2 separate regions of the Homo sapiens genome follow, and region 2 is linked to region 1. A link is a loop called in an ENCODE intact Hi-C map of the cell type or tissue named here. Cell type or tissue: psoas muscle. All regions are shown on one strand. Each heading gives the region's core, and the rest is flanking DNA. Links, peaks and the distances in the headings are about the cores only.

Evidence for each region. Hi-C counts contacts between places; a loop is a spot of excess contacts. Peaks named below come from ENCODE experiments on the same cell type or tissue, not always from the same donor. Only the 100,000 strongest peaks of a DNase experiment are listed, where the experiment ranks them.
Region 2: it touches region 1 in a loop (10-fold over the local background); 78 of 110 quality-filtered maps call a loop at or near these places.

What each region holds. Positions count from the first base shown.
Region 1 is chr16:11,710,789-11,725,987 of GRCh38, reverse strand. It overlaps TXNDC11 (thioredoxin domain containing 11), which reads left to right. Exons shown (of 12, transcript NM_015914.7): 5 at 4,318-4,411. Among named protein-coding and RNA genes, the nearest start is that of TXNDC11, 24 kb to the left of the region's middle. In psoas muscle, for the core only: a CTCF peak has its summit at 11,222 (motif pointing right); DNase peaks (open chromatin) are centred at 11,237 and 11,597; H3K4me3 peaks cover 256 bases; H3K27ac peaks cover 3,977 bases.
Region 2 is chr16:11,524,300-11,539,498 of GRCh38, reverse strand. LOC400499 (putative uncharacterized protein LOC400499) reads left to right here and starts at 12,252. Exons shown (of 67, transcript NM_001370704.1): 1 at 12,252-12,390. The coding sequence starts at 12,324. RefSeq lists enhancers at 11,055-11,988, 11,989-12,923. In psoas muscle, for the core only: a CTCF peak has its summit at 7,168 (motif pointing left); a DNase peak (open chromatin) is centred at 7,138.

The sequences.
Region 1 (15,199 bases), core at 6,912-14,911:
TGAAGGATTGCTTGAGTCCAGGAGTTTGGCGTTACAGTGAGCTATGATGGCACCACTGCACTCCATCCTGGGCAACAGAGTGAGACTCCATCTCAAAACAAAACAAAGACAAGACTCTGAGACCAGAAACAATTTCTAGGACAACAGTTTTGCCTTTAAGTTACTTAAACATCACAGAAAGCCATTAAAGGGTGAGTACTAAAAATTCTTAACTTTGTAAACCCTGAAATACTTCAGTTGTTATTAGCAAAGAAGTAATGCATAAACTATGCATGGTGAAGTGCTCTTCAGTTTTCAAGTGCTTATTTCTAAATGTTCCAAACAGCTGGGTGAGGTAGATGGAAACTGTGGATCCTTCCAACAGATTAAGAAGCTAAGGTACAGGGAGGCTGTGATTTACCTACATGGAGACTGGACGACAGCCCAGCCTTGTGGCTCCCCAAATTCTTGTCTATCATGTTCCTTCCTCAAAGAAATATTTAAGGTTCCTGAATTGAAACTTCAGTATCTACCCAGGGGTTACAACTTCAAATATTTATTTAATGTCATTTTTTGAAACTTTTTTCTTTTATGGTAGAACATTTTGACGATGTTGGCTCCTTAATTTGGCTGTTAGCTTTTTTTTTTTTCTAAATGAATACTTAAAAGAATAAATATGGATGAAGGATGATGCCATGGCTCTTAAGCAGCAGAGTTTTGCCATTTCCTGTTATTAATTGGGTCATTCACATTTATTCTGCAGAACTGGGATTATTTTGTGTATGATAGTCACAATATTCAGGCAGGGTATGGTCTATAATTTTCTACCCAGGTAAGCACTACAATGATACTTCCCTTGTAAATAATGAATGTAGCTAAAAACTGAAATGAACTTGCCAGGAGATCCCATAAAGGGAGATTAAGAGCTCTATATAATTTTCTTGCAAACCATGTTAAGAAATTTGACTGGGCCCCGTGGCTCACACCTGTAATCCCAGTACTTTGGGAGGCCGAGGCGGGCAGATCATGAGGTCAGGAGTTTAAGACCAGCCTGGCCAACATGGTGAAACCTCGTCTCTACTAAAAATACAAAAAATTAGCCGGATGTGGTGGCGGGCGCCTGTAATCCCAGCTACTCGGGAGGCTGAGGCAGGAGAATTGCTTTAACCTGTGAGTCAGAGGTTGCAGTGAGCGGAGATCACGCCACTGCACGCCAGCCTTGGCGACAGAGAAAGACTCTGTCTCCAAAAAAGAGAAAAAGAAATTCTACTTACTTCAGTTACTCCAGTTGTGGAATCCCTCTTCCTTGAATGTTCTTCCTGCCAATTTAAATAGAGAGAGGAAAATGAAGTCGATTACTGTGGACAACGTATACTAACAGAACCAGTGTCATTTTTATTTTTATTTTATAGAGATGAGGTCTTGCCATGTTGCCCAGGCTAGTTTGGAACTCCTGAGGTCAGGTGATCCTCCCATCTCAGCCCCCAAAAGTCCTGGGATTATAGACATAAGCCACCACACCTGGCCGGTGTCATTTTTATTTCAGTGGACATTAAGTTGATTGGAAAGGGAATAGGACTGAGCAATAGTCATTTAATTTTCAGTGACTAATTTTCTGGCTCCTCTAATTTCAGTATTGTTTGGACATCATTTGTGTTAGGTATTGGTAGCTTCTACATCAGTAGTGCTTACTTTCTTATTTATTTGTTTGTTTGATTGTTTTTTTGAGACAGAGTCTCCCTCTCTTGCCCAGGGTGGAGTGCAGTGGTGCGATCTCTGCTCACTGTAGCCTCCACCTCCCAGGTTCAAGCAATTCTCCTGCCTCAGCCTCCCAAGTAGCTGCAACTACAGGTGCCCACCATCACGCCTGGCTAATTTTTGTGTTTTTAGTAGAGATGGGATTTCACCAGGCTGGCCAAGGGTGATCTTGAACTCCTGGCCTCAAGTGATCTGAGGGGATTACAGGCGTGAGTGCTGCTGGCCTCTTTTTTATTTTTTAAAGCACTTGACAGATTCATTTGACTTGTACTTTATAATTTACTCACCAAATGCTAACAGTATTATTATTTCAAACTCTTCTATCTGCAGGCAAAATATTTTAAGAATCTTTCCATGAATTTCTGTATCCATTTAAGAACACTTATTTAGCATACATTCATTCATTTATTCCTAACAGCTTGGTAACAAAATTGTTTTAAATTTAGATGGGATGGGGAAAGGCTCGGGAATCTTTTAGGGGGAAGAAGAGAGTTAAGTAAAATTGCCAGATGACAGAAAACATGAGCATTTTGACAGAATTGTAGAATGCTGGTACCCAACATTGTCATATTGTTTGTAAAATTCTACTCTGAATGTTGTGCACATAGGTACTGTTTCTGTTAGTTCATAGTTTTGTGGGTTTTTTTTTTGTTTGTTTTTTGTTTTAAGATGGAGTCTTGCCCTTTTGCCCAGGCTGGAATGCAGTGGCACGATCTTGGCTCACTGCAACCTCCACCTCCCTGGTTCAAGCAATTCTTGTGCCTCAGCCTCCTGAGTAGCTGGAATTACAGGCGTGCACCACCATGGCTGGCTAATTTTTTTATTTTCAGTAGAGACAGGGTTCCACCATATCGGCCAGGCTGGTCTTGAACTCCCGACCTCAAGTGATCCACCTGCCTCAGCCTCCCAAAGTGCTGGGATTACAGGCGTGAGCCAGGGCAACAGAGTGAGAATCTGTTTCTTTTTTTTTTTCTTTTTTTTCTTTTTTTTTGAGATGGACTCTTGCTCTCTCCCCCACCTGCTGGAGTGCAGGGGCATGATCTCAGCTCACTGCAGCCTCCACCCCCTGGGTTCAAGGGATTCTCTTGCCTCAGCTTTCCGAGTATTTGGGACTACAGGCATGTACCACCACACCTGGCTAATTTTTGTATTTTTTAATAGAGACAGAGTTTTACCATGTTGACCAGGCTGGTCTTGAACTCCTGACCTCAAATGATCCTCCCTCTTAGGTCTCCCAAAGTGCTGCGATTACAAGTGTGAGCTACTGCACCCAGCCTAGATGTTAAGTTTCTATCAGAATGAAAACCAATTGATTCATTTACAGTTGAATCTTACAACAAGCAAGTGGTTTAGATTGGAAAGATAGTATATTCTACTACAGATCAAAAGTTTCCTCTTTTTTATAACATATTGATTTTAAACTTTACCAACAGATCAAATTTCCACCAAATTTTGGATGCAATTTTGTTTCAATGATCAAGTTCATTTCCACAATGACTTACTAATATAGAGTGTAGTGCCAAGTGCTTTTGGGCTCAAAAGGATTCTTTTCATTTGCCTAGTGCTTTACGGTTCATCAGGCTTGCTCTTTGCCTAACCCTGTGAAGAATTGTTCCTATTTCCACATCAGGCAACTGAGGTTTCATATTGAAGGGTTCTCCCGAGGCTGTTCATTCAGCCACTAGATCTCAGACTTGAGCTTAGGTCTTCTGACTCCAAGTCCAGCACTCTTTCCTCAGGGATCTCAAAATTTGACTTTTAAGACAGATACGATTATTACAGAATAAAACCTGACTGAATGAGTGCCACAGGGCCTTCCAAGAAGGAAGAAGTGATTGTAAACAGGAAGGCAGAACATATCTGGTAGGGGACAGTTAATTGGTTTGGCAGAATGAAGGGGCATTCTACGCCCAGCTTAGAGAAGTGGAATGAGCAGGTGGAAATGAATGTGTAGGGTGGAGGAGCCAGAGGGCCAGAGGCGGGTCCTCTGCAGATCTGAGGGAAAGGAGAGTTGCCACTGTGGAATGCTGGGTTTTGGCGGGGGTTCTGTGGTTTGTTTCCTGTTGAAGGGGCTTGATTACAGGTGAAGATTAACCCTGATTTCCAGCAAAGTGTGAAGGTATGTTTGGAGTCAATGAGAGAGAGAGATTCAAGAAGAAACTTAAGAAAGGTTAAAAGAAAATTATTGCCATTGCTTGTCTGGAGTTGTTAAAAGCGATTGAGGACATAACTTACTGATAAAGTTTTGAGCCTGGGAGAATTGTACTGTCAACAAACAGGGTGTGGAAAGACCTACTCATGGGGACAGAAGGAAATTTCAGCTTTGAATGTCCCTGAATGACCACTGTACAATCCTGTCAAAGCTACTGCAACTCCATCCCTTACCCTGTTTGTTGTTTAAATGGAGGGGATGTTCAACCCCAACCTGAAATTTTTATCATGTGCTTAGGCTTTTTGAAAAAATGAAAGGCAACAAGATGCATTAATTGTCAAATTGTAATATGTCTTGCTTTAAAATATCCTCCATTACACTGTGGCTGACAGTGCCTCAGTTACCTAATTCTGCTCTTTTTCCTGCAGCCTGGAGTACTCGGGTACTTTGAGTTCAGTGGCTCACCCCAGCCTCCTGGTTATTTGACCTTCTTCACCTCAGCATTACATTCATTAAAGAAAGGTAAAAAATGATTCATATTAAGACATTGTTACTTCAGTAGAATTGTTACTTACATCTTTTCCATGTGTTATTATGAATATATATTCTAATTTGCTTGATTCCTTTTCTCAACGTATTTTTATTTATTTTATTTTTTTTTAGATGGAGTCTCGCCCTGCCGCCCAGGCTGGAGTGCAGTGGCGTGATCTTGGCTCACTGGAATCTGCCTCCCGGGTTCAAGCGATTCTCCTGCCTCAGCCTCCTGAGTAGCTGGAGTTACATAGGTGCCTGCCGCCATGCCTGGCTAATTTTTGTATTTTTAGTAGATATGGGGTTTTGCCACGTTGGCCAGGCTGGTCTCGAACTCCTGACGTCAGGTGATCCACCTGCCTCAGTTCCCAAAGTGCTGGGATTACAGGCATGAGCCACTGCGCCCAGCCGTCAGTGTATTTTTAATAATTACATTGTTTAGTGTTCCATCATTAGCAAACAGGAAATACTGTTCTGTTTCACATATAGTCTCGCAAATGTTTTGCTTTTTAAAAATATAGCTTGAGGCTGGGCGCAGTGGCTCATGCCCGTAGTCCCAGCACTTTGGGAGGCTTAGGCGGGTGGATTGCTTGAGTCCAGGAGTTTGAGACCAGCCTGGCCAACATGGCAAAACTCCGTCTCTACAAGGAATACAAAAATTAGGCACGTGTGGTGGTACACACCTGTAATCCCAGCTAGTTGGGAGGCTGAGGTGGGAGACTTGCTTCAACGTAGGAGGCAGAGGTTGCAGTAAACCGAGATCGCGCCACTGCACCACTGCACTCCAGCCTGGGGGACAGAGTGAGATCCTGTCTCAAAAAAAAAAACCATATATATATATATGATATGAATGTCGGGCACGGTGGCTCACGCCTGTAATCCCAACACTTTGGAAGGTCAAGGCGGGTGGATCACCTGAGGTCAGGAGTTCGAGAACAGTCTGGCCAACATGACGAAACCCCGTCTCTACTAAAAATACAAAAATTTAGCCAGACATGGTGGCACGTGCTTGTAGTCCCAGCTACTTGGGAGGCTGAGGCAGGAGAATCGATTGAACCCGGGAGGCGGAGGTTGCAGTGAGCCAAGATCACGCCATTGCACTCCAGCCTGGGTGACAGAGCGAGACTCTGTCTCAAAAAAAAAAAAAAAAATTATTACATCATAATCTTTTTTTGTGTGTATAGTTAAAAGTTTTGGTCAGCATTTTTAGTGGTTATTTTATCTGTCAGATAGGTTGTAATTTAGCAATACATTTCTTCTGAGAAGTATTTTTATAGGTATAAAACGCATGTCACATTACAGCATAGGCTACTGCCAGCTTCTCACATCTGTATTTTTCTTTGACTTAGTTGAATTGTATATTGTTTGGTGTCCTGGTTTTTAAGTGAAAGGTCATATTCTCCCAATTGTTTTATGTTGTTGTATGCTCTCTCTCAGTCCTGACTCCACAGCTTGTCACTTGTGTCAGATCCATTCTCATCTGCTCGCTTGTCTCCATCCCCTTTGTTACCACTCCAGTCTGCGCCCCTTCACCCACACCTGGACCAGACCAGTGGACACATAACTGGTATCCACTCGCTTCTCCTTCCTCAGACTGTGGCCTTTGCATATGCTAGTCCTTCTTCCTGGAATGTGCCTCCACCCCTAGGGCTCAGTTCTCCACCTGTCAGGGCCCAGCCCAAATATCGCTTCCACAATTAAATAACTGAAACCACTACCCCAGTCTAACTTGGGTACCCTGTTGTTTTTTTGTAGCACTTAACACAGTTTGCATTTATGTATGTGGTTACAAGATGATTTATTTAATGTCTTTTTCCCTAGACTGTAAGATTTCTGAGGGTAGGGACCATGTTCCTCATGTTAGTGTTCTTTCTGTATAGCCTGGCACAAAGCAGGGTCTCAGTCAGTCTTTGCCAAGCAAGTGATCACATTAATGACCCTATTACCTTCCCCCAGGAGATCAACCAAAAATATGTAACTATTCTTTTATTATTTTTATTTTTGGAATATTAAAACAGTATATATGAAACAATTATATGACTGGCAATTTTAATATATACCTTGAAGGTTTTATGGACAGAGAATCTACTATATTCACATTGTTTGTCTGGGAGACATAGGGGGAGAAAAGCTGTCATATAAGTATGTCTGTCTAATTGAAAGACTTTGAGCTGCACAGTTTCAAGTGACTAAGCAGACTTAGCAAATGGAAGTTTGAACTTTGGAAACAAAATACTGCCAGCTTAAATAAGCTTAAGAAGCATCCATTCAAAGCTCTTCATGGAAAATTAAATAAAGCCCTTCACAGAAGACAGACCTTAATGAAGACTATATAAAAGGGTAACCTAGAGTCATTCACTAAAGTGATGGTAGCATTCAAGTTTGTGAGCTGAAGAGGCCATTTCAAGGTCGTAGAAGCATGTTTTGTTATTTGATTGGCTTATATTGTGTGCTGCTATGCCGTATTAGAAATACATTACTCATCTTAAATTATTTTTTCATTCAGAGGTTTCTAAAAAGGTGTTCCTTTTAGGAATACCCTTCTAATAAGAGGCAGCAGCCTTTTTCTCCTTTCTTTCAGCAAAAGAAGGGTAAATAGTGATAAATAAAATAGATATAAAATAAGGTTGAAAGGGATAAATGGTTAAAAATTACTCAAAGGTTCAAAATGAACCTCCTTGGTCAAATCACTAATTTTGACAAGTTTATGTGCTAGTTGTTTTCATAATAAATGTGGTCTGATTTACTTTCTCTACATCTCTTCCCTATCCTGTGATTCTGGTTGGAGCTTGTAAAATTCTGTTGCATATGCAAGTTTGCAGGAGCTGAGATTAATTAATTAATTAATTCTAATTAATCCTTTTCACCCCATTTTTTTGTGGCTAAATTCACACAATTGGAAATGATGATTTTCTGTAATATGTGCACTATGAAGGATTCCCTAAAGTAAATCTTGCCTTGGGCATCTGGGGTTTTTCTCCCTTTCTTCTACCCTGAAGTCAAATGGTGTTTTCCTTATTATTAACAGCAGATGTGCAGTAAGAGGTAGGAGAAACACATGCACATTTAAAAAAAAAAGATACAGTTTCAAATTAAATTCTAGGTCAATGTCATGTTTAGATTGTATGTACAGATCAAGGCTGGAGAAACATTTGACACATATAACATTTAGTTATAGAGAACTGAACTGAAGAAGTGTTTAGACTGTTGTAGTAGAAAGCAGATGCCTTGGTTCAGCTGGCTACCAGCATTTATACAATACACATGCCTTTCCCCTGCCTTAATGATTTTTTTTTAAATTGTCTTAGAAATAGCCAGGCCACTTCAAAGTTCTACATTTGTTTTTTGAAGCTAGCTGGTCATCAGTGCATAAATAATTTGCGAGAGTACCATGTCTGAAGCATCACAGGGCTGTAGGGTGTGCTGTGAGGAGAGCTTATTCCTGGCCCCCAGCATGCGAGGCTTGGGTTATAAGATCGGGTTCTGTGGTCCTTTACCCCCCACTTAACGCAACTTGTCAAACATTTGCTATTTTTACACATTAAAAGAAAGGAAATTCACTTACCACCTCAGCACTCTAATAGTAACTGCCTTCTCTTGTTGTTTTAACTGTTTCCTTTTTTCTCCAGGGCTCGGCCTCAGTGCTGATCTGTCAGTTTACCTTGGTCCACCTGTTAAGGTGTTGTGGACAGGAACTCTTGTGCATATTTCTGTCCATTATTGTATTAGCCTTTCTTTTTTTTTTTTGAGACAGAGTCTCTCTCTGTCGTTCAGGCTGGAGTGCAGTGGCGAAATCTCTGCTCACTGCAACCTCTGCCTCCGAGGTTCAGGTGATTCTCCTGCCTCAGCCTCCCGAGTAGCTGGGATTACAGGCGCCTGCCACCACGCCCAGCTTATTTTTTGTATTTTTAGTAGAGACGGGGTTTCACCATGTTGGCCAGGCTGTTCTTGAACTCCTGACCTCATGATCCGCCCGCTTCGGCCTCCCAAAGTGCTGGGATTACAGGCGTGAGCCACTGCGCCCAGCCTGTGTTAGCCTTTTTTACTTCTGTTATTATTATTTATGTAGTGCTTTCGTATTTTCTTTAAAAAAAAGTTAAATCTCTGGTTCTTTTTTTTTTTTTTTTTTTTTTCATTTGGAGTCTCGCTCTTTTGCCCAGGCTGGAGTGCAGTGGCATGATCTCAGCTCACTGCAACCTCCGCCCAGGTTCAAGGGATTCTCATGCCTCAGCCTCCTAAGTAGCTAGGACTACAGGCGCCCACTACTGCGCCCACTACCACGCCCGCCTAATTTTTGTACCGTTAGTACAGACAGCTTTTTGCCATGTTGGCCAGGCTGGTCTCAAACTCCTGACCTCAAGTGATCCACCTGCCTCGGCCTCCTAAAGTGCTGGGATTACAGGCATAAGCCACTGCGCCTGGCCTTCTGGTTAGTTTTTCTTGCTTTTTTTTTTTTTTTCCTGAAAATCTGATGACTATATTAGTTTATTTTCTTCTTTTTTAAATTTAAAAATTATTTAGCACTTTATGCTCCCTGGCTTTACTTTGGCTTAAAATATAGAGCACAGTTGATTTTTCCCTCTCTCATTTATAAAATGATGTTTCCTTTCTTTCTAATCTTGATGATGCCTGCTTTAACTACAGAACATATTTTTCCATGGATTTGGGTCTATTTCTGTGATTTCTTTTGGTCTGGATACCTATTTTTGTCTGAGTAAACATAATCTAAGTTCTTACTTTGTAAATTGTTATTACTTGGTCAAGTCTGGACTTCTTGTAGTTCTTGTGTTTTGTGGAATATTCTTTTATGTCCATCCGTGCCTTTGGCTGGAATTTTGTTGAAATTATGTTAAATATATAAATTGACTTGAAGATAATTGACATGTTCATAACATTTAGCTTTCCTTTCTAGGTGCACAGCATGATTATTCATTTATTCAAAACTTCCTTTTAATTTTTTATAGTAGGTCTTACATATCTCTCATTAATGTTTAATCATTTCACAGTGCTAGATGATTAATTGTGGGCTGGCAATCTTTGTATATGTTTCAAAAGCCTGGAGGAAATCAGCTCTCTTGTACTTTACTCCTCCAGGACTGCAAAGCCTGTTCCTCTTGTAACATTTTTACATTTGATCTTGGCAGAGAGGCTACTTTATTGCCAAAAGAAAATTTGGTAGAGGGGTCATATTCTGAAGTTGCTTGCTTGATTTTTAAAAATCTGATGATTATTTCATTATTTGCTGTAAAAATGTGTTCTGGTAACATTTTGTCATACTCTGCTATAATTCAGTGGCTTTTTTAAAAGAGAAGATTTGCAGCAAATTTTGACCCCATTTTTCATCTGATCTACAAAAGGACTTGCAGTGCAGTCTAGGGAGAAAAGCAGTGGGCTGGGAGGCAGCAATGCCTGGTCCTTACCCTTTGTCTGCTCCTGGTGAGGTCTGTAAACTTGGAACAAAATATTTAACCTTTCTGTGTTTGTGTTTGTTTATCTTTAAATTTGGGGAGGGTAGAGGTAAGTATATAAATCCTTATTTTATAAGGTCAAATCATGAAATACTTTGTGTGTGAGTAAAGTAATAAAGCGAGTAAAGAAATACTTTGCGTGCAAGTAAAATAATAGTCTTTATACCTTAATTAGAAACTAAGCCATCTGGTTGAAAGCACCTCAGATAAGTATTTTACCTATTCTAGTGAAAAAATCCACACAAGAAATGATGTCATTGACTGACCAGCAGGCCCAGTCTTTCTCTTCCCCTTTCCCGTGCACCTCCTACCTGCTTCTATTTGTAACGCATGGTTTTCTCCCTGTCCAATGGACTGAATCTCTCTGCCACCAGAATAGGAGCTAATTTTTCAGATAATATTTACTGAGGACCTTGATGGCAGGGTTTTGTTTTGTTGCTCCTACAGCTCCACACCGTGCTTGGTGAATGTATGACTGGTAAAGGACGCGTGAGAAAGATTTTAGCTACGGGATTTTAAATGTCACTTTGGATCCCCTCTCACTACCTTCTCCACTTCTTGTGCCTGGCCCTTCAGGCTCAATAGACCATAGTGTAGGAATTTCCCTGCCTGGTTCATTCTTTTTTTTTTTTTTTTTGCCGTGACAGGGTCTCACTTTGTTGCCCAGGCTGGAACGCAGTGGTAACCTTGAACTCATGGGCTCAAGCAATCAGATTCTGCCTCAGCCTTCTGAGTAGCTAGAACTACAGGTGTGCACCAACACACCAGCAAGTTACAACAATTTTTTTTTGTAGAGATCAAATTGAAATTCACATGGTACCTAAATACCATCTTGGAAATACACTAAACTATTTTTTTGTTTTGTTTTGTTTTGTTTTGTTTTTGAGACATCCGTTCTCTGCTCACTGCAACCTCCGCCTCCCGGGTTCAAGCAATTCTCCTGCCTCAGCTTCTCGAGTAGCTGGGACTACAGGCACACGCCACTAGGCCTGGCTGATTTTTGTGTATTTTAGTAGAGACGGGGTTTCACTGTGTTGCCCAGGCTGGTCTGGAACTCCTGAGCTCAGGCAATCCTCCCGCTTTGGCCTCCCAAAGTGCTGGGATTACAGGCGTGAGCCACCACGCCCGGCCACACTAAACTATTAACCAAAATATTGTTTCCACTCCCTTCTACCACCTTTGGGAATTCCTAAACTCAGTTGATGAGGAAACCTTGTAGCATTAGTAGCATTAGTTTTCTAAGGAACTCCCTTTGGGAAATAGTGTTTTAGAGGAAAGGTATTAAATGGAGGAAGAACTTTGATTCCAGCGTAGTGTCCCTGTACTCCACCAGGTGGCGTCTGATGCTGCCGAGATTTGCTTGTAGAACTGAGTCGGTACGCATAAAAAGTGCCCTCCTCCAAGCGAAGAAAGCTTTTCTGGAGTATTGTTCTGTCAGATTGGAAATTTTTTTTTTTTTTGAGACGGAGTCTTGCTTTGTCGCCCAGGCTGGAGTGCAGCCGCGCGATCTCGGCTCACTGCAACCTCCGCCTCCCGGGTTCACGCCATTTTCCTGCCTCAGCTTCCCGAGTAGCTGGGACTACAGGCGCCCGCCACCACGCCCGGCTAATGTTTTGTATTTTTTAGTAGAGACGGGGTTTCACCGTTTTCGCCAGCATCGTCTTGATCCCCGACCTCGTGATCCGCCCACCTCGGCCTCCCAAAGTGCTGGAGTTACAGGCGTGAGCCAACGAGCGCGGCCAGATGGTGAGATTTTATACAGCATCAAAAGATCTTGGCGGGGCACGGTGGCTCACGCCTGTAATCCTAGCACTTTGCGAGACTGAGGCAGGTGGATCTCTTGAGCTCAGGAGTTTGAGACCAACCTTTCGCAATGTGGCGAAACCCCGTCTCTACAAAAAATACTAAAAATTAGCCTGTAGTTGCAGCTACTTAGGGGCTGAGGTGGGAGGATGGTTTGAACCTAGGAAGTCAGGGCTGCAGTGAGCTGAGATCATGCCACTGCTTTCTGGCCTGGGTGACGAAAGTGAGACCTTGTCTCAAAAAAAAAAAATCTGAAGGATAGGGTTTTCTTGCTCAGTATGGGACATTTTAAAAGGCATTGAAAAAACAAGGGACTGACAAGCAAGGATGGCTTGGAGATTGCTTTATTTTCTCAGGTTTTTGGACCTAACTCTTGGGTCTTTGGACCAGACATTGAGTTTAACAGTTCTCGGCAAATGGCATGGGTTCTAGGATCGTTTTTTTTTCTTGGGTAATTTCATTTGTTGTCACTATACTCACTCATGGGGGAGACCTTTTTCTAACTATCTGCCTGCATTGAGACCCTTCTGGGTACTGACTAATATAGATTAAAATAAACATATTAAAAATTCCATACTTTGGGCCGGGCGCTGTGGCTCATACCTGTAATCCCAGCACTTTGGGAGGCCAAGGCGCATGGATCACCTGAGGTAAGGGGTTTTAGACCAGTCTGACCAACACGGAGAAACCCGGTGTTTACTAAAAATACAAAAATAGGCAGGCATGGTGGCACATGACTGTAATCCTAGCTGCTTGGGAGGCTGAGACAGGAGAATCTCTTGAACCTGGGAGGTGGAGGTTGCAGTGAGCCAAAATCATGCCATTGCACTCCAGCCTAGGCAACAAGAGCAAAACTCTGTCTCAAAAAAAAGGAAAAAAAATTCCATACTTTATGTCCCCACACCTAAAACTGACTGTTTAATTCAGTTGACATTATTTTAGCAAAGGAATCCTTGTATATTTTGTGAGAGATGCTTTTATTTCCATTATGATTTCTTTTCTTTTTTTTTTTTTTTGAGACAGAGTCTCACTCTGTGCCCAGGCTGGAGTGCACAATCATGGCTCACTGCAGCCTCAACCTCCCCAGGCTCAGGTGATCCTCCTACCTCAGCCCCCCAAGGAGCTGGGACTACAGGCATGCACCACCACGCCTGGCAACCTGGCAATTTTTTTTTTTTTTTTTTTTCCTGAGACAGAGTTTCACTCTTGTTGCCCAGGCTGGAGTGCAATGGCACGATCTTGACTCACCGCAACCTCCGCCTCCTGGGTTCAAGCGATTCTCCTGCCTCCCAAGTAGCTGGGATTTACAGGCATGCACCACCATGCCCAACTGATTTCTGTGTGTGTGTGTGTGTGTGTGTGTGTGTTTTAAGTGGAAATGGGGTTTCTCCATGTTGGTCAGGCTGGTCTTGAACTCCCGACCTCAGGTGATCCAACCACCTCAGCCTTCCAAAGTGCCGGGATTACAGGCGTCCACCACTCCTGGCCAAATTTTTCTATTTTTTTTGTAGAGATGTAGTTTCACCACGTTACCCTGGCTGATCTTGAACTCCTGGGTTCAAGCAGTCCAGCCACCTCAGCCTCCAGAAGTGCTGTGGTTAAAGGGGTGAGCCACTGTGCCCCACAATGACTTATTTCTTAAGTCTTATAAATAAGAACTAAGGCCAAAAAAGATCCTCTCAGCACGTGAGGTTAGAATCAGAAGTACGATTTCTTATTAAATAATTCAACAACCATTTGAGGATCTGGTATGTGATATAGCTATAATGATGAATGTATCTCATTTCCTGCCATCAGCAGGAGCCACCAGCCAGTGTGGCCAAGAAGTAGGGTTGCTCACAATGAGAATTTAGTGATGGGTCTGTGACAGCCTTCCTTAGGTGGAGACGGGAAGATGGCTCAGTGGAGATGGGTGCTGGGGGGTGGGAGGCTTAGCCTGCAGCTAAGTATGGAAGAAACCGCATGCAGAGTGGAAGGTTGATGGGGCTGGGGAAAGCAACAGGTGTGTCCACTTGTGCCTTGGCTTCAGGAAGCTCAGAGCCAAATTTAGTGTTCATTTAGAGAGATTTTGATCCCTCGATCCCAGGTATTTGAAAAATTGCACCTTCACTTTCTAATTATGTAGTGATATTTTCTACCCTTTTAAATTGACTCTTTTAGAGTATTGGTGTGGGTGTTGATCCTGTTTCTCCAAGTTTGTTTTTTTCATGTTTGGAAGTTGATAAGACTCCTAGATAAAGAACTAGAAGCATTACAATCTTAGAAAATAATCTTAGGGACATAATAAAGTCACAAACTTACAGTCAAACAGCTCCGTGCAGACAAGCCCAGTTCTGGTCTGTCCTTGGCCACCTTTTATATACAGTTGAACCAGATAAGCTGATACTTGACTGAGCACTTCCATGAGCCAGGCACTTTACCTGAATGACACAGTCTTCACTGTCACCCTTTGAAGTAGGAAGTGTTTATTCCAGTTTCACAGATGGAGAAACCGAAGCTCTGAGGGGTTGCTAACTGGCTCAGGGTTAGTGTGGTAGGCAGGGCTCATAAGGGCTCCTTAAAAAGCTCCGCTTCTTACTCAGTAGAACCTGCGAATAGGTTATATACATGGCAAGGGGGAATTAAGGTAGCAAATAGAATTAGATTGCTAATCAGCTGACACTGAGGTTATCCTGTGTTACTGGGGTGGGCTCAGTGTAATCAGAAGGATTCTTAAGAATCAAAATTGGAGGCAAAATAGCAGAGTGTAATGTGAGATGGACAGTCTAGTTGTCACTGGCTTTGAAGGAGGAAAGGGCCACAAACCAAGGGATGTGGGTAACCTTTGGAGCTGGAAAAGTCAAGGATTCTCCCCCAGAGCCTCCCAAAGGAACATGACTTGCTAACAGGCCAGGGTTGATTTTAGCCTAGTGAGACTCATTTTGGACTTTTGACATCCAGAACTTTAAAATACATCTGTGTGTCTGCCATTATTTGTTACAGCAACAACACGAAGCCAGTACCGTCACATGCCAGTAAATACAGGAGCTGAGATGAGAACCCTGGTGCAGAGCTCACTCACTCCACCCTTACTCTGTTTTCTCTGCAGCTCCTCTGCTCTACTGAGGTGCAGCAGGTGATATGATATGGTGATTCCCTCTTGGCTTTGCCTGTGATACTGCTTTAAATGTAATGTTTTTCCCTGCCTAATGTCTGCCTTCCTAATTTTTCAAGGCCTAGGGGAAGTTCTATGGATTAATAACTCTTGACTATCTAGCATGACGTCCGGCACACTGGACGTCCTGTGATTTTCATCACCCCAGCTTCTTTCTTGGAGCTGCTGTTGCACTAATAGACAATAGGCCATGTCTTCCGCTTAGCAGCCTGTCTTGGTTTCTAGTTTTCCCTGGGCTTTAGTGGTATCTTCCTAACAATAAGCATAGATAGACAGGGGCCAATGAGTCCTGAAGTCATTTTATTTTATTTAATGTTTATTTATTTATTTGACAGGGTCTCACTCTGTTGCCCA
Region 2 (15,199 bases), core at 4,001-12,000, 180 kb after region 1:
GTGTTTCATGGGATGGGCCAGGGGCTCAGATGTTTCTCATAGACAGGAAACAAATCTCCAGGTTGGCCATTCCCGGATTCCGTAGCTGGGACTCACATTCAGGTGAGTCTGCCATCCAGGTCATCCTAAGGATGTGCGCAGGTTATTGCGTTCAGGTGCGTTTGCCCTACAGCCCACCGGAGCCAGCTCTTCGGTAAACTAGGAAACCCTTGAGACACAGGTCTCAATGAGCACCAGGCTGTGGTCAGCTTTGATACGCAGGAGCAGAGCAAGCCAAGAAATGACACTCAACTTTGCAAGAATCAGCCCCCTGTGTCTCCTTCCCACTGTCTGCTGCCAGGGGCGGGCGTCTGTATTCACACATCTGGCTCAGGTGAGGATGGGGCCAGGAGCCACCTTTGCAGGTCATTCGAAGGCCCCCACATTCCTTCCACCGGTGGGCCCTGGGGGCTGCCTCCCTCCCTCCCTGAGCTGAGAATCCCATCTTTGGAGTGAGTCTTGCGTCTACAGATCTAGGGCTGCACGTGTGTCCTGCTCAGGGCATGGCTAATAGGGCCCATTCCCTGGAAGCAAGGGCAGGAAGGGGACTGGGCACGGGGCTGTCGTCTTTACATAAGGGCTCATTACCACGGAGGCCTTAGCAGCTAGGGTACCTGTGATCCTGGGCAGGCGTATTTCTGCTTGGAGGACGTGGGGATTGGAAGCAGGGGTCGATTATAGAGCTGAGCCACAGGTGAAGTGGCTGGTGCATCTCTGAGTAGCCAAGAAATGGGAAAAGTGCCGGGAGAGGCAGGCCTCCTAACGCAGGGAGAAGGTTTCAGACCCCATCGTAGACTCTGCTGTATAACAGCCACTCACACAGGGCTTTGCGGTAAGAACTTTTTGGCTTCTTTGGCAATAGCTTTATTGAGATGTTATCTACATGTCACACAATTCACCCATTTAAAGTGTACAATTCAGCCGGGCGTGGTGGCTTACACCTGTAATCCAGCACTTTGGGAGGCCAAGGTGGGAGGGTTGGTGTAGGCCAGAAGTTGAAGACCAACCTGGACAACAAGGTGAGACTCGGTCTCTTTAAAAAAAAAAAAAAAAAAAAAAAAAAAAACGGGCCAGGCGCGGTGGCTCACGCCTGTAATCCCAGCACTTTGGGAGGCCGAGGCAGGTGGATCACGAGGTCAGGAGATTAAGACCATCCTGGCTAACACGGTGAAACCCCATCTCTACTAAAAATACAAAAAATTAGCCTGGCGTGGTGGTGGGCGCCTGTAGTCCCAGCTACTCGGGAGGCTGAGGCAGGAGAATGGTGTGAACCTGGGAGGCGGAGCTTGCAGTGAGCTGAGATCGTGCCACTGCACTCCAGCCTGGGCGACAGAGCGAGATTCTGTCTTAAAAATGTCGTTGGGCGTGGTGGTGCGTGCCTGCAGTCCCAGCTACTGAGGAAGCTGAGGAAGGAGGATTTTTTGAGCCGCGCCGAGGTCAAGGCTGCAGTGAGCTGTGATTGCACCGCTGCACTCCAGCCTGGGCAACAGGAGCAAGACCCTGTCTCTAAAACATAAAGTTTTAAAGCATAATGATTTAATCGGTTTTTATTATATTCACAAAGTTGTGCAACCATTACCACAATCAAGTTTAGCATTTTCATCAGCTCAAAAAGAAACCCCGGGCCAAGTGTGGCGGTTCACGCCTGTAATCCCAGCACTTTGGGAGGCTGAGCTGGGCAGATCACCTATGGTCAGGAGTTCCAGACTAGCCTGGCCAACATGGTGACTTGTCTCTACAAAAATACAAAAATTGGCCGGGCATGATGGCAGGTGCCTATAATCTCAGCTACTCAGGAGGTTGAGGCAGGAGAATTGCTTGAACCTGGGAGGCAGAGATTGCAGTGAGCTGAAATCATACCACTGCTCTCCAGCCTGGGTGACAGAATGAGATATGGTCTCAAAACAAAACCAAAAATCCCGTACCCTTTAGTTGACGACTCTCAATCTCCTCTCCCTGCCACTCCCAGCCCCTGGCAATCAACTGATCTACTCTCCAGCTCTATAGATTTGCCCATTCTGTACGTATCATGTAAAGGGAATCATAGCATATGTGGTCTTTTGTGCCTGGATTTTTTTTTTTTTTTTTTTTGAGATGGAATGTTGCTCTGTCACCCAGGCTGGAGTGCATTGACGTGATCTTGGCTCACTGCAACCTCCGCCTCCCAGGTTCAAGCAATTCTTCTGCCTCAGTGTTCCGAGTAGCTGGGATTATAGGTGTGTGCCACCACGCCTGGCTAATTTTTTTTGTACTTTTAGTAGAGACGGGGTTTCACCATGTTGGCCAGGCTGGTCTCAAACTCTGGAACTCATGAATCGCCTGCCTCAGCCTCCCAAAGTGCTGGGATTACAGGTGTGAGCCACCACGTCTAGCCGATGCCTGGCTTCTTTTACATGGCATAATGTTTTCAAGGGCCACCCACGCTGTGGCAGGTGTCATTGCTCCATTGCTTTTTATAGCCAGATTGTAGTCCATTGTGTGCATAGATGACATTTTGTTTATCTGTTGAAGGTTATCTTTATATCTTTAAAAAGTCTGTGGCTCTATCCTTGCTACTCATTGTACCAGCTATTAAAAAAAAAAGAAAAACCACTGTGCCATTTTTCAGTAAAATGATTTAGACAATCTTCTTCTATATTAAAAATTATAAGGGTAAGCCTAAATAGGACATGTCAAAGACAAAAGGGCAGCTGTTAATGAGTAGGCCGGGCAGCAGAATTGAGGCTGTCCTGGGCACGCCCAATGTGTGGACACCCCACTCCTGGGCCAGGTAACAGCAATGCACTGTCTCAATGCTTCAGGCCTTGGATAACACAGCAGAGGAGCGTGGCCCCTGGTTAAAAACCCACATGTGGCCAGGTGTGGTGGCTGACACCTGTAATTCCAGCACTTTGGGAGGCTGAGGCGGGTGAATCACAAGGTCAGGAGTTGGAGACCAGCCTGGCCAATATGGTGAAACCCCCATCTCCACTAAAAAGTACAAAAATTAGCTGGGTGTGGTGTCACGCACCTGTAGTCCCAGCTACTTGGGAGGTTGAGGCAGAATCGCTGCAACCTGAGAGGCGGAGGTTGCGGTGAGCCGAGATCGAGCCACTGCACTCTAGCCTGAGTGACAGAGTGAGACTCCGTCTCAAAAAACCAAAAAACCCACATGTGATTTTTTTTTTTAAGGCCTGACCATAGGCAATTCCGAAAGCGTTTACCTGGCAGGCCTTAGGGGAAGCTGCCCTCCCCACACCAGACTTGGGGTACAGCCAGTACCCTGTGATCTCCAGAGGGGGTTGCATCGTGGTCTCAGTCCCCACGGCTCTGCTCTGATGCATGTCTACATTTTTAGCCCTGCTGCCTGCCTTCCTAGGTCTCCTGATCTGAGGCCTTGGGCAGGGATCTTCTTCAGGGTTCTCTTATGACCAGAAGGAGGGAAAAGAAGACCCTTTTCCCCACCCTGGCTTGTTACTCAGTACTTTTCCAGTCCTAGCCCCCTCTCTTGCCCCCTACCCAGGTCCATAATACTGTCAGGAGCCTTTTGCCTGGTTCCCCCACATCTGGATGATACACCAGATCCTCAACTGATGCCCTGTTCCGTGGGGAAACGGGAGAAGGGCAGTTGGTGCTTTCTCCGGTTTTAACCTCCTGCTTGTACCATCACGGTGAGTGATCACGGGCGTAACGCTGTCATTTTTGGCTTATTGCTTTGCCACCTGACAGCTCAGCCCGCCCTCTTGCAGCTCAGCTGAGCTCCTGACAGCTATAGGAATTGGCACTCGATCTTTGATTGTGAAATGATGTCAACCTGTAAACAGTAAAGGTAAATTAGTGAGTAAGCTTCTGGATGCCAGGAAGATAATGACCAATGACTGTAGATCACCCCAGCACAGAGCAGCAGTGAGTATCTGTTGAGTGCCTGCCATGGGCGGGGCACATTCTGTTATTGAATTTCACAACGATTCTGTAAGATGAACATCCCCTCTCCATTTTACAGACAAACTGAAATTCTGACAGGTGAAGTTACCGGTCCCAGGTTCCAAGCTGGGATTCCTCAGCTAACATGTCAATCCTCCCAGAGGCATTTGTGTTTTTGTGCTTGAACTTTTTCCTTGTTTGCACTCATAAACTACATGTTTTATTTCCCGGGCGATAGGCAGCACCTATGGTCCGCCTGTGAAAGAAACATGGGTGTTTTCAAATGACACAGAGGTGGCCACCAGCTCATCCTCACCCAAGCCAGGTGTGCTGATGCTGACCCACACCCGGGAGTCCACGATGAGAAGGGGACACAGGTGGCTGCTGCTTGCAAAATTGAGTGTCACTTGCTTGGCTTGTTCCACTCCTGCTTATCAAAGCTGAATATGACCTGGTCCTAATGGAGACTGGCTCATAGGTGCCAAGCCTGTGTCTCGAGGCGTTTCCTGGCCCCCTATACGTCTGCTCCTGAAAGACAAGCTTCTTTGTCATCTTTTCTTGTTTCTTATTCATAGAGATGGGGTCTCACTGCGTTGGCCAGGCTGGTCTCAAACTCTTCATCCTCTCACCTCGGCCTCTCAAATTGCTGAGCTACCACACTCAGCCTATTTGTCTTGCTTCTGATCTGTCTTCCTGCACTAGAAAGTCAGCTCCTTGAAGGCAGGGGCTTTCATCTGTCTGATGCTGTATCCCCAGTAAACAGTGACTGGCACACAGTAGATGTTTGCATTTCAGGAGGGGCCCGAGATCACTCTCGGCCTCTATGGTTTTCTAGAAGGAATCACAGAGCTCAGAAAAGACATTGCACTCATGGCTGCTGTTGATTACAGGGAAAGAGAGTAAAATCAGTAAAGGGAAAAGGTGCATAAGGCAGGGAGGCCAGGCACAAGCTCCCAGATGTCCTCTCCCTGTGGACTCGTGGACAGTACTTATTTCTCCCAGCCATAATGTGTGGCAATGTGCACAGAGCATTGCCAACCAAGGAAGCTCACCAGAGCCTTGTGTGCAATGTTTTTATTGGCAACCAGTCATGGCCAATGGCCCATAGTTGACCTCAGTCTCCAGCCCCTCCAGAGGTCATGCTGGTATCACCTGGCCCAAACCCCCCACCCTAAATCATGTCATTAGCAGAGACTGGCTGGCGTGGTTCCAGGCCCCCAGGTAAACAAAGACACTGACATTACCATCAGGCAGCACATTCCAAGGGCCTGGAGTTTCCTTCCAGGAGCAGGACAAGGTTAACTTTTTTTTTTTTTTTGAGACGGAGTCTCCCTCTGTTGCCTGGGCTAGAGTACAGTGGTGCAATCTCGGTTCTTTGCAACCTCTGCCTCCCAGGTTCAAGCAATTCTCCTGCCTCAGCCTCCGGAGCAGCTGGGATTACAGGCGCACGCCACCATGCCCGGCTAATTTTTGTATTTTTAGTAGAGACAGGGTTTCACCTTGTTGGCCAGGCTGGTCTTGAACTCGAGACCTTGGGTGTTATGCCTGCCTTCGCCTCCTAAAGTGCTGGGATTACAGGTGGGAGCCACTGTGCCCGGCCTGGGTTAATTTCTAGAAGGGGAATTGCTAGGACAGAGAAAATGTGCCTCCCCTTCCCTACCCAGCCAGCGTTTTTATGGCCACAATGTGAAGGTGTTATGAGCAATACAAAAGGGAGGATAGTCTTTGCCCTTGAAAAGATTAAATTGCTTGAGTTTCACGTACTCCAAATATGAAGTGATCTACCATTCACCTTTAACCTGCAAAACCTCAATGTGCTGTTTCCTCTTTCTTTTCCCTGAGGGCCCATGTCCTGTTTCTCCACTAGTCGCCAATTACTTCATCCAGGCTTCATGGCCTTTTCACTTAATTTTTAAAATTTCTTCTTCTTCTTTTTTTTTTTTTTTTTTTCGGATGGGGTCTTGCTCTGTCTCCAGGTTTAAGTGCTGTGGTGCGATCTCAGCTCACTGTAACCTCGGCCTCCCGGGTTCAAGCAATCCTCCTGCCTCAATCTCCCAAGTAGCGATCCGCCTGCCACAGCCTCCCAAAGTGCTGGGATTACAGGTGTGAGCCACCGCACCCAGCCTGAGTTTTGTAGCTTCAATTTGCATTTCTTTTTTAGTGGAGTGATCTTGGCTCACAGCAACCTCCATCTCCTGGGTTCAAGTGATTCTTCTGCCTCAACCTCCCGAGTAGCTGGGATTACAGGCGTGTGCCAACATACCAAGCTAATTTTTGTATTTTTAGCAGAGACGGGGTTTCACCATGTTGGCCAGGCTGGTCTCGAACTCTGGACCTCAGATGATCTGCCCTCCTCAGCCTCCAAAAGTGCTGGGGCTATAGGCGTGAGCCAATGCACCCAGCCTAATTTGAATTTTTTTAATGTCTAAGGTTGAGCCTCTTTGCCGAAACTCTATCTGTGTCTTTTTTTGTGTCCTTTTCTGTGAACGGGATGCTCGTATACTTTGTCCATCTTTGAATCTGTTGTTCTCCCCAACTAGATGCAATGCTATTTTTATCATGTGCCTACTCCTGTGTGTACTTGGTTTCTTTCTGAACTCTCTGTTCTCCACTTGAACACAACATGGAGCCAGAAGACACTTTGTCAGGAATTTCTAGCCCCTTTATTTTGCCAATGAGTAAAGGAGTCCAGAGAGGTTAAGTAACTTTTCTAAGGTCACACTGCTAATTGAATAAATAAGCAAAGGGATGAACCATCCCTCCCTGCTCTCTCGCATCCACTCCCCACCTTCTTCCATCCACCTGACTTTTCCAACCTTACTAGTAAACAACAGGGAGCCAATTTCTCTGTCAATCTTTTTTTTTTTTTTTTTGATACAGGGTCTCACTCTATTGCCCAGGCTGGAGTACAGTGGCGTGATCTCAGCTCATTGCAACCTCCCCTTCCTGGGTTCCAGCAATTCTCTTGCCTCAGCCTCCCGAGTAGCTGGGACTATACAGGTGTATGCCACCATGCCTGGCTAATTTTTGTATTTTTTGGTAGAGACAGGGTTTCACATGTTGGCCAGGCTAGTCTCGAACTCTTGACTTCAAGTGATCCGCTTGCCTCAGCCTCCCAAAGTGCTGGGATTACAGGCGTGAGCCACCTAGCCCAGCCTCTTGTTCATCTTTTGTGTTGAAGATAAGGTGGCAGTAGTGAGTGCTTCATGAAGGCCAGGCGAGAGGAGCTCACTGCCCCCTGCTGGTTACTTCTTCTCTATCATGGGGTATCTGTGGCTCTCTCACCCGCTTACCCTAGCTCTGCAAAATATCTTTTGGTGGTTTAAAAAGAAAGCTGCTTCAGGCCGGGTGTAGTGGCTCACACCTGTAATCCCAGCACTTTGGGAGGCTGAGGCAGGTGTAGGTCACTTGAGGTCAGGAGTTTGAGACCAGCCTGGCCAACATGGTGAAACCCCTATCTCTACTGAAAATACAAAAATTAGCTGTGCATGGTGGTGGGCACCTGTAATCCCAGCTACTTGGGAGGCTGAGGCAGGAGAATCGCTTGAACCCGGGAGGCGGAAGTTGCAGTGAGCTGAGATGGCGCCATTGCACTCCAGCCTGGGTGACAGAGTGAGACCCTGTCTCAAAAAACAAAACAAAACAAAAACAAAAACAAAAAAACCTGCTTCATTCTGAAAAGAATTGAAGAAACACTGTAGGATTCCAACTCTGTGACATTCTGGAAAAGGCAAAACTGGAGACAGTAAAAAGATCAGCGGTTTTGGGGTTGGTGGGGGGCGTGGTAAGGGAAAGGGAAGGATTAATAGGCAGAGCAGAGGGATCTGGTTGTTTAAGAGTGTGGTACCTCTGCCATGCCTCTCTCGGTCCTGCGCCTGCCATGTAAGACGCCTGTTCCCGCTTTGCCCTCTGCCATGAGTGAAAGCTACCTGAGGCCTCCCCAGAGGCAGGTGCTACCATATACTTCCTGTACACCTTCCCGAACAGTGAACCAATTAACCCACTTTCCTTTATAAATTACCCAGTCTCAGGTCTTTCTTTATAGCAGTGTGAGAACAAGCTAATACACAAATGAAAAGGCTGCCTTTTTTTTTTTTTTTTAAAAACAGTCTTGCTCTGTCACCCAGGCTGCAGTGTAGTGGCGTGATCACAGCTCACTGCAGCTTCAACCTCCTGCGCTCAAGAAATCCTCCTGCCCCAGCCTCCTGAGTAGCTGGGACTACAGGTGTGCACTACCACACCCGGCTTTTATTTTTGTAGAGACAAGGTCTCCCTGTGTTCCTCAGGCTGGTCTTGAACTCCTGGGCTCAAACAATCCCTCTGCCTCAGCCTCCCAAAGTGCTGGGAGTAAAGGCCTGAGCCACTGCACCCACCAAAAGGGCTTCTGAACTCTGGTGACTCTGACCTGAGCCTGATGGGCTTCAATCCATACTCCGGCTGAACTCACACTGACTGGAAGGAAGCTCGATCCCCAGTCGCTGGCAAACCCAACCCCAACCCCGTAAATTTTCTCTAGGTAGAAGCAGGACTTTCTTTGGTGGGAGGAAGAGGAGGTGGGAGGCTGGATCTATGGTGGATGGCTTGTATAGGAGGGTCTGAGTCTTTGTGAATCGAATCCTGTGTCCCCATGTTCTATCAAACCACCTTACTGGGTTTTGGGCCTGTGACAATGTAGACACAAAGTGAGGCCAGCGGTACAGAGACCCTTCCCAGGCAGACTCGGGTAGGCTGGGGCAATGCAAACACAGCTGGTCATCAGAATGGCCTGGAGGGAGGGCCCCACCCTAGGGAGTCTGATTGTCCTGGTCTGGAATGGGCCTGGGAATCTGCATTTGTAGCCAATACCCACTGTGATTGGCGAGAAGCCATCGCATTGAGAATTGCAAGGTCTCTGCTCAGGCTCCTGACTTTGAATGGGGGAGGAATTCAGGCCTGTGGTCAGAGACTTGAGTCTCCTGGGGGAGAAGACGGAGAAAGAAAGTGATGGACCAAAGCTGCCAGAGCTAACAGAGCAGGGACTCTGGAGCCAGATGGGGTTAAAATCCTCCTGAGCTGTGTGACTTAGGGCAAGTGTCTTAACCTCTCTGTATCTCTGTTTCCTCATCTGTACCATGGGATGACCTAGTTCACCTTGCAGGGATTTTGCAGGAGAAGTTGATGAATGAGTCAATATACAAGGAATGCTTTGCCTAGTCTGATAGTTTCCTAACAACAATGCCATCTATTCTTTGAGATCCAGGGAAATCTCTCCTTTGTAAACTGCTTCCACGAGTTCCTGCCAGAATAACTGTTCCTTTCTCTGCGTGAGGTCTGTCTGTGGTGTGCTGAAGATCTTCTGCCTGTGCATCTCGTTTCCCCACTGACTCCTCCAAGCCAGCACCCCCCCACTCGCCCCCCAGGATGCTCTTCCCCACAGCATTTGGCAGCCACGCCCGAACCCATCGTAGTCCCCAAGCAGCTGTGAGCTGAAGGGTCTTTTAGGTCTTTATCCCTGTGGGTCAGGTGCTCCTGAACCCTGCTAGAGAAAATGCTTGAGCTGGGGGCCAGGCTCAGTGGCTCATGCCTGTAATCCCAGCACTTTGGGAGGCCGAGGCAGGTGGATCACCTGAGGCCAGGAGTTCGAGACCAGGCTGGCCAACATAGTGAAACCCCAGCTCTACTAAAAATACACAAAATTAGCCAGGCGTGGCGGCACATGCCTGTAGTCCCAGCTACTCGGGAGGCTGAGGCAGGAAAATCGCTTTGAACTTGAGAGGTGGTGGTTGCAGTGAGCCGAGGTTGCGCCATTGCACTCTAGCCTGGGCAACAAGAGCGAAACTCCGTCTCAAAAAAAGAAAATAAAGGAAAATGCTTGAGCTTGGGAAAAGGGAGGTAGAATCATTGATTTCAAAATATGAAAAGAAAATGGGCCAAGTCTAAAAGCATAAATGATTAAGTTTTCATAAAACATGGTGTGCCAACCAGTCAACTGTGTCTTAATTTGACTCTAAGAAAATTCCATTAAAAGTACATTTAACTGTCCATCACGAGATAAATGGCTACATAGAAAGTGGTCTATCCTTTCAGTGCATTATTCAGCCACGGAAAGGAATGACACACTATTTCACGTTTCGTGGCTGAGCCCCAAAACTGTCATGCTGAGTGAAAGAAGCCAGACAAAGGCCACCTACTAAACCATTCCATTTATGTGAAATGTCCAGAATAGACAAATCCATAAGGACACAAAGCAGATCAGTGGTGGCCAAGGACTGGGGTCAGAGGCACCAGAGGTGATTGTTTACTAGGTATGGGATTTCTTTTTGCAGTGAGGAAATTATGAAATTGGTTGTGGTAATGATTGCCAAACTCCCTTACTATCTTAAAAACCATTGAGTTGTATGCTTTATTTTAATTTAATTAATTTATTTTTTTGAAATGGAGTCTCACTCTGTCACCCAGGCTGGAGTGCAGTGGCACAATCTCGGCTCACTGCAACCTCTGCCTCCTGGGTTCAAGTGATTCTCCCGCCTCAGCCTCCCAAGTAGCTGGGATTACAGGCACCACCATGCCCAGCTAATTTTTTGTACTTTTAGTTGAGACGGGTTTTCACCATGTTGTCCAGGCTGGTCTTGAACTCCTGGCCTCAAGTGATCCACTCGCCTCAGCCTCCCAAAGTGCTGGGATTACAGGCACATGCCACCGTGCCCTGCTAATTTTTGTATTTTTAGTAGAGACAGGGTTTCACCATGTTGGCCAGGCTGGTCTTGAACTCCTGATCTTGTGATCCACCCATCTCGGCCTCCCAAAGTGCTGGGATTACAGGCATGAGCTGCCGCGCCAGTTGAGTTTTGTGCTTTAAATGGGAGAATTGAGTCAAGTAGACCCAGCTACTTGGGAGGCTGAGGTGGGAGGATCACTTGAGCCCAGGAGGTTGAGGCTGCAGTGAGCTACGATCACACCACTGCACTCCAGCGTGGGCAACAGAGTGAGAGCCCATCTTTAAAAAACAAAACAAAACAAAAACAAACAAACAAAAATCACACCTTGAAAACCAAAAGGTGTGGGTGGAGGTGAGTTTGAGGGAGAGAGGCAGAGATGTGGGACCTAGAATGAACGCTGAGCAGGTGTGAGCAGACCTCTGGCCTCCCGAATTACTTCCTTGTCCTCTTGGGAGGCCTTAAACCTGGAGCTTTGAAAAACCCGCTGCTGCTGTGATAAGAGCCATTTCCAAAGGCCTTGCTAAGTCAGGCCTCCCGTTGGCTTTTCCTAACCTGAGCACTGGGAAAGACAAACCCAATGTCAGACTACACAACTAGACAGTAGTGATGGTTGCGCAATGTCATGAGTGGACACGACGCCACTCAACTGAATACTTAAAAGTGGTTAAAATGGGCCGGGTGCCGTGGCTCATGCCTGTAATCTTAGCACTTTGGGAGGCTGAGGCAGGTGGATCGCTTGAGCCCAGGAGTTTAAGACCAGCCTGGGCAACGTAGTGAAACTCCGTCTCTACAAAAAATACAAGAATGAGGTGGGCGTGGTGGCACAGTGCCTGTAGTCCCAGCTACTTGGGAGGCTGAGGCAAGAGGATTGCTTGAGCCCGGGAGGTGTAGGCTGCAGTGAGCCATGACCACACCACTGTACTCCAGCCTTGGTGACGGATTGAGACCTTGTTGTTGTTGTTGTTTGTTGAGACGGAATCTAGCTCTTTTGCCCAGAGTGCAGTGCTGGAGTGCAGTGGCGCGATCTTGGCTCACTGCAAACTCTGCCTCCCGGGTTCAAGCGATTCTCCTGCCTCCACCTCCCGAGTAGCCGGGATTACAGGCACTCGCCACCATGCCCAGATAATTTTTAAATTTTTTGTAGAGATGGGGTCTCACTGTGTTGGCCAGGCTGGTCTCAAACTCCTGACCTCGTGATCTGCCCGCCTCGACCTCCCAAAGTGTTGGAATTACAAGCGTGAGCCACCGCGCCCAGCTGAGACCCTGTCTTTTAAAATAAATGAAATGGTTAAAATGGTCAGTTTTATGTTTTTAAAATATAATTATACTGCAATTAAAAAGAAACAACCACTACACCGTCTTGCCTTCTGACCTGAGATCTCTGTTTACAAGGCTAGGAGAGTAGTCAAGCTCCTTTTTTTTCCCCTCTAGGCTTTTTTTCCCCTCATTGGTCAGGAGCCCCCTCCCCTCCTCTCTGTCGGGCGGGGTGCTAATAACTTTATTGGAGGCTTCTGACTGGCTGGATCTCTGTTCTGAATGCCCCCCACCTCCCCTTCTACCCTCCTGGGCTGGGAGAGTGGGTTAAAGCTGAGCCCTCCTCTTTGGGGAAAAAGATTCCTTTCAGGACCACGCTGAGCTGCTCTGGAGCCTGAGGCTGGTGGCACGGGGCTGGCCCAGGAAGTGATGCCGGCCCCCGTGGGACTCCTCGGTCTGGTCCTGCTCTGGCCGCTGATGGCAGTGACTGCGGAGAGTAAGTAAAACTGCTGCGCGTTCCTGGTCCTGTCTGGAGCGAAGCAAGGGGCAGTCCAGATGCGCCGGGGATTGCGCTTTTGTAGCCAGATGCCTGTTGACCTGCCTTTCCGCTGCCACCTTTTGTTTTGCTTTTCATGGGGAAGAGGAGCGAGAGATGACAGGTGAATCCTCATCTCTCACTCACATGCTCCACCAGCATCCTCTGGAAACTCAGACAAGGCAGGGATTGGGGAGCTGCAGAGACCAGATCTGAAGCCCTGAGTGAGAAAATGCTGCCTTCTGGACCCACTGAGCTTGAGCCCAGCAGGTCGAGGCTGCAGTGAGCCGAGATCATGCCACTGCACTCCAACTTGGGCGACAGAGTGAGACATTGTCTCAGCAACAAAAAAATGCAAGTAATATTAATTTTCCTAGTACCCACACATACAAATTTTTAAAAAGGCAGGTGAAATTAATAACATTTTACTTAACCCAATATATCCAATATATAATTAGAAAATGTAATCAATAGGAAGTATTAATGAGATTTATTTCCCATTCAACATTTAATGTGTATTTTATACTTACGACATATTTCAATTCAGATGCTAAGTTTTCATTGCAAATACTTGATCTGTCTTTAGATTTCTTAAAACTTAGAGTTGAGAAAGTAGGTTTACCTACTGTGCCAAGTTGTTTCAAACATATTTGAAAGTTTTCTTTCTTTAAAAAATATTTTTTGTGGAGACGGGGTTTCACCATGTTGCCCAGGCTGGTCTCAAACTCAAGTGATCCTCCCAGAGTGCTGGGATTACAGGCATGAGCCACTGCACCAGGCTGAAAGTCTTATAATAAGTGAATTGAGTATTGGTTTTTTGTTTAATTAAAATTAAATGAAAAGTTTCTCTGTAACCAGTAACATTTTAGATGCTTCATAGCCACATACTGGAGAGCGCGGGCCAGATTGTGGGGTCTTTTATTTGTTGTAAATGATGTAATTGTTTTGATATTTGGGCTTTTATTTCAGCATAGAACACTGTCTGGCATGCTATAGGTACTTGGTAAATTGTGTTGGTTTCATAAAAGAATGCACACTGATCAGAATTGACAGCTGAGAAAGCTGAAATGGGACTTGATTTCATTTGCTGGCTAGAGATGACACTCATTTCAGTCCATTTCAGATCTCTTCCTGGAAGTGAGTAGGATCTGATTGAAGAATTTATTACCTCCAGTGTGCAGTGTTTTCCCATCCTTGGTTAATCTGTTAAGAATTTATCATGACATGAACTTCATTTTTCTGAAATTTAAAAAATATTTTAAATGTGTTCAAGCGTTCAGGAAATGGAAGGGGTACAGGCTTAATTCAAGCACAATGCTCTCAGACCTCAGCTCACTTCTGCAGGTCATGGTGGCTGGAGGCTGGTGGGCCAGGCTGCTTTGTAGCCTAGCTGAGCAGTGAAGCAGATGTAGGGATTGTCTGTTGAGCAAACAAGCAGGATGCTGGGCTTGTGCACAATCGAGAACGTAATGATTACGCACACATATGTTTAATTTGGTGCCCAGTGTCCGAGTGATCAAAGAGTTGAAGGAAAGTTGGAAGGGAAATTGATTGGGTTGAATGTCTTTGAAATGTGGTTTTATCTGTTGATATTCTACTTGAATGCAAAGAGGGTTTTGTTAGATGTGCCAAAATATTTAGGAGAAAAAAACCCTGCCAGATATCTTACCATGTCCAATGTTTTAAAGGGTGTAAACAAAATAGTATATAATGCACCCTACCTCCACCCCTCCCCGTTTTGGGGAAATGATTTGTTTTTCCTTTTTTTTTTTTTTTTGGGACAAGGTCTTAACTCTGCTACCCAGGCTGGAATACGATCGCACCAGGCAGTGGTGCGATCTCGGCTCACTGCAATCTCCACCTGTCGGCTCAAGCAATTCTCCCACCTCCCACGAGTAGCTGGGACCACAGGTGTGCACCACCACGCCCGGCTAATTTTTGTATTTTTTATAGAGAGGGGGTTTCGCCATGCTGGCCAGGCTGGTCTCGAACTCCTGAGCTCAAGCCATCACCCACCTCAGCTTCCCAAAGTACTGGGATTACAGGCATGAGCCACCGTACCCAGGCACAATGTGTTTTTCGAGGGATTAAACAGGTCAGCAAGTGTAGCAATGACCAGTCGAGGTGCAGCGGGGTGGTTTTGAGGATGGAAGTGGTATTATTGAAATGCCATCCTATGGAAATGGCTGCAGATGAATGCCTGCTTAATGCATAGGAGGGCACGGGTGATGCCTGGGAAAGATCCTGCAAGTGGCTGGCAGGAAGGGGAAACGAGGTTTGAAAGTAGGTGGCAGTGGAAGGGCTGGGTGGCTGGAGGGAGGGAGGGAGGGGTGCTGGCCTTCCCAGGGAGGGAGCTCCAGGAATCTCTGGCAGTTTTCTTAGCAGCCTGAGCTGGGGGCCGAGGGGCCACCTCACCACATCTGCTCATGCCCTGGTTGTCCTCTGCCCCTTCGATGGTGGGAGAAGGGAGACACTCAACAGGGAGCAGCACCAGCTCCTGCTATTTCCTGCAGCAGCCTCTTGGTCTTGCTGGTGTTCCATTCATTACTCATTTGCTCACTTACTGTCTGATTCATTCAGGATGAGGGTATGGCTGGGGACTCTGGAGCCAGAGTGCCTGGGTTCAAATCCTAAGGCTCCACCGTTAGCCAGCTGTGTGCACCTGGGCAAGTCACTTGGATGGATAGGAGACAGGAGAGGGTGGGTGGCTGGGTGGATGGATGGATAGGAGGGAGAGTGGGTGAATGGATGGATGCATGGATAACAGCGG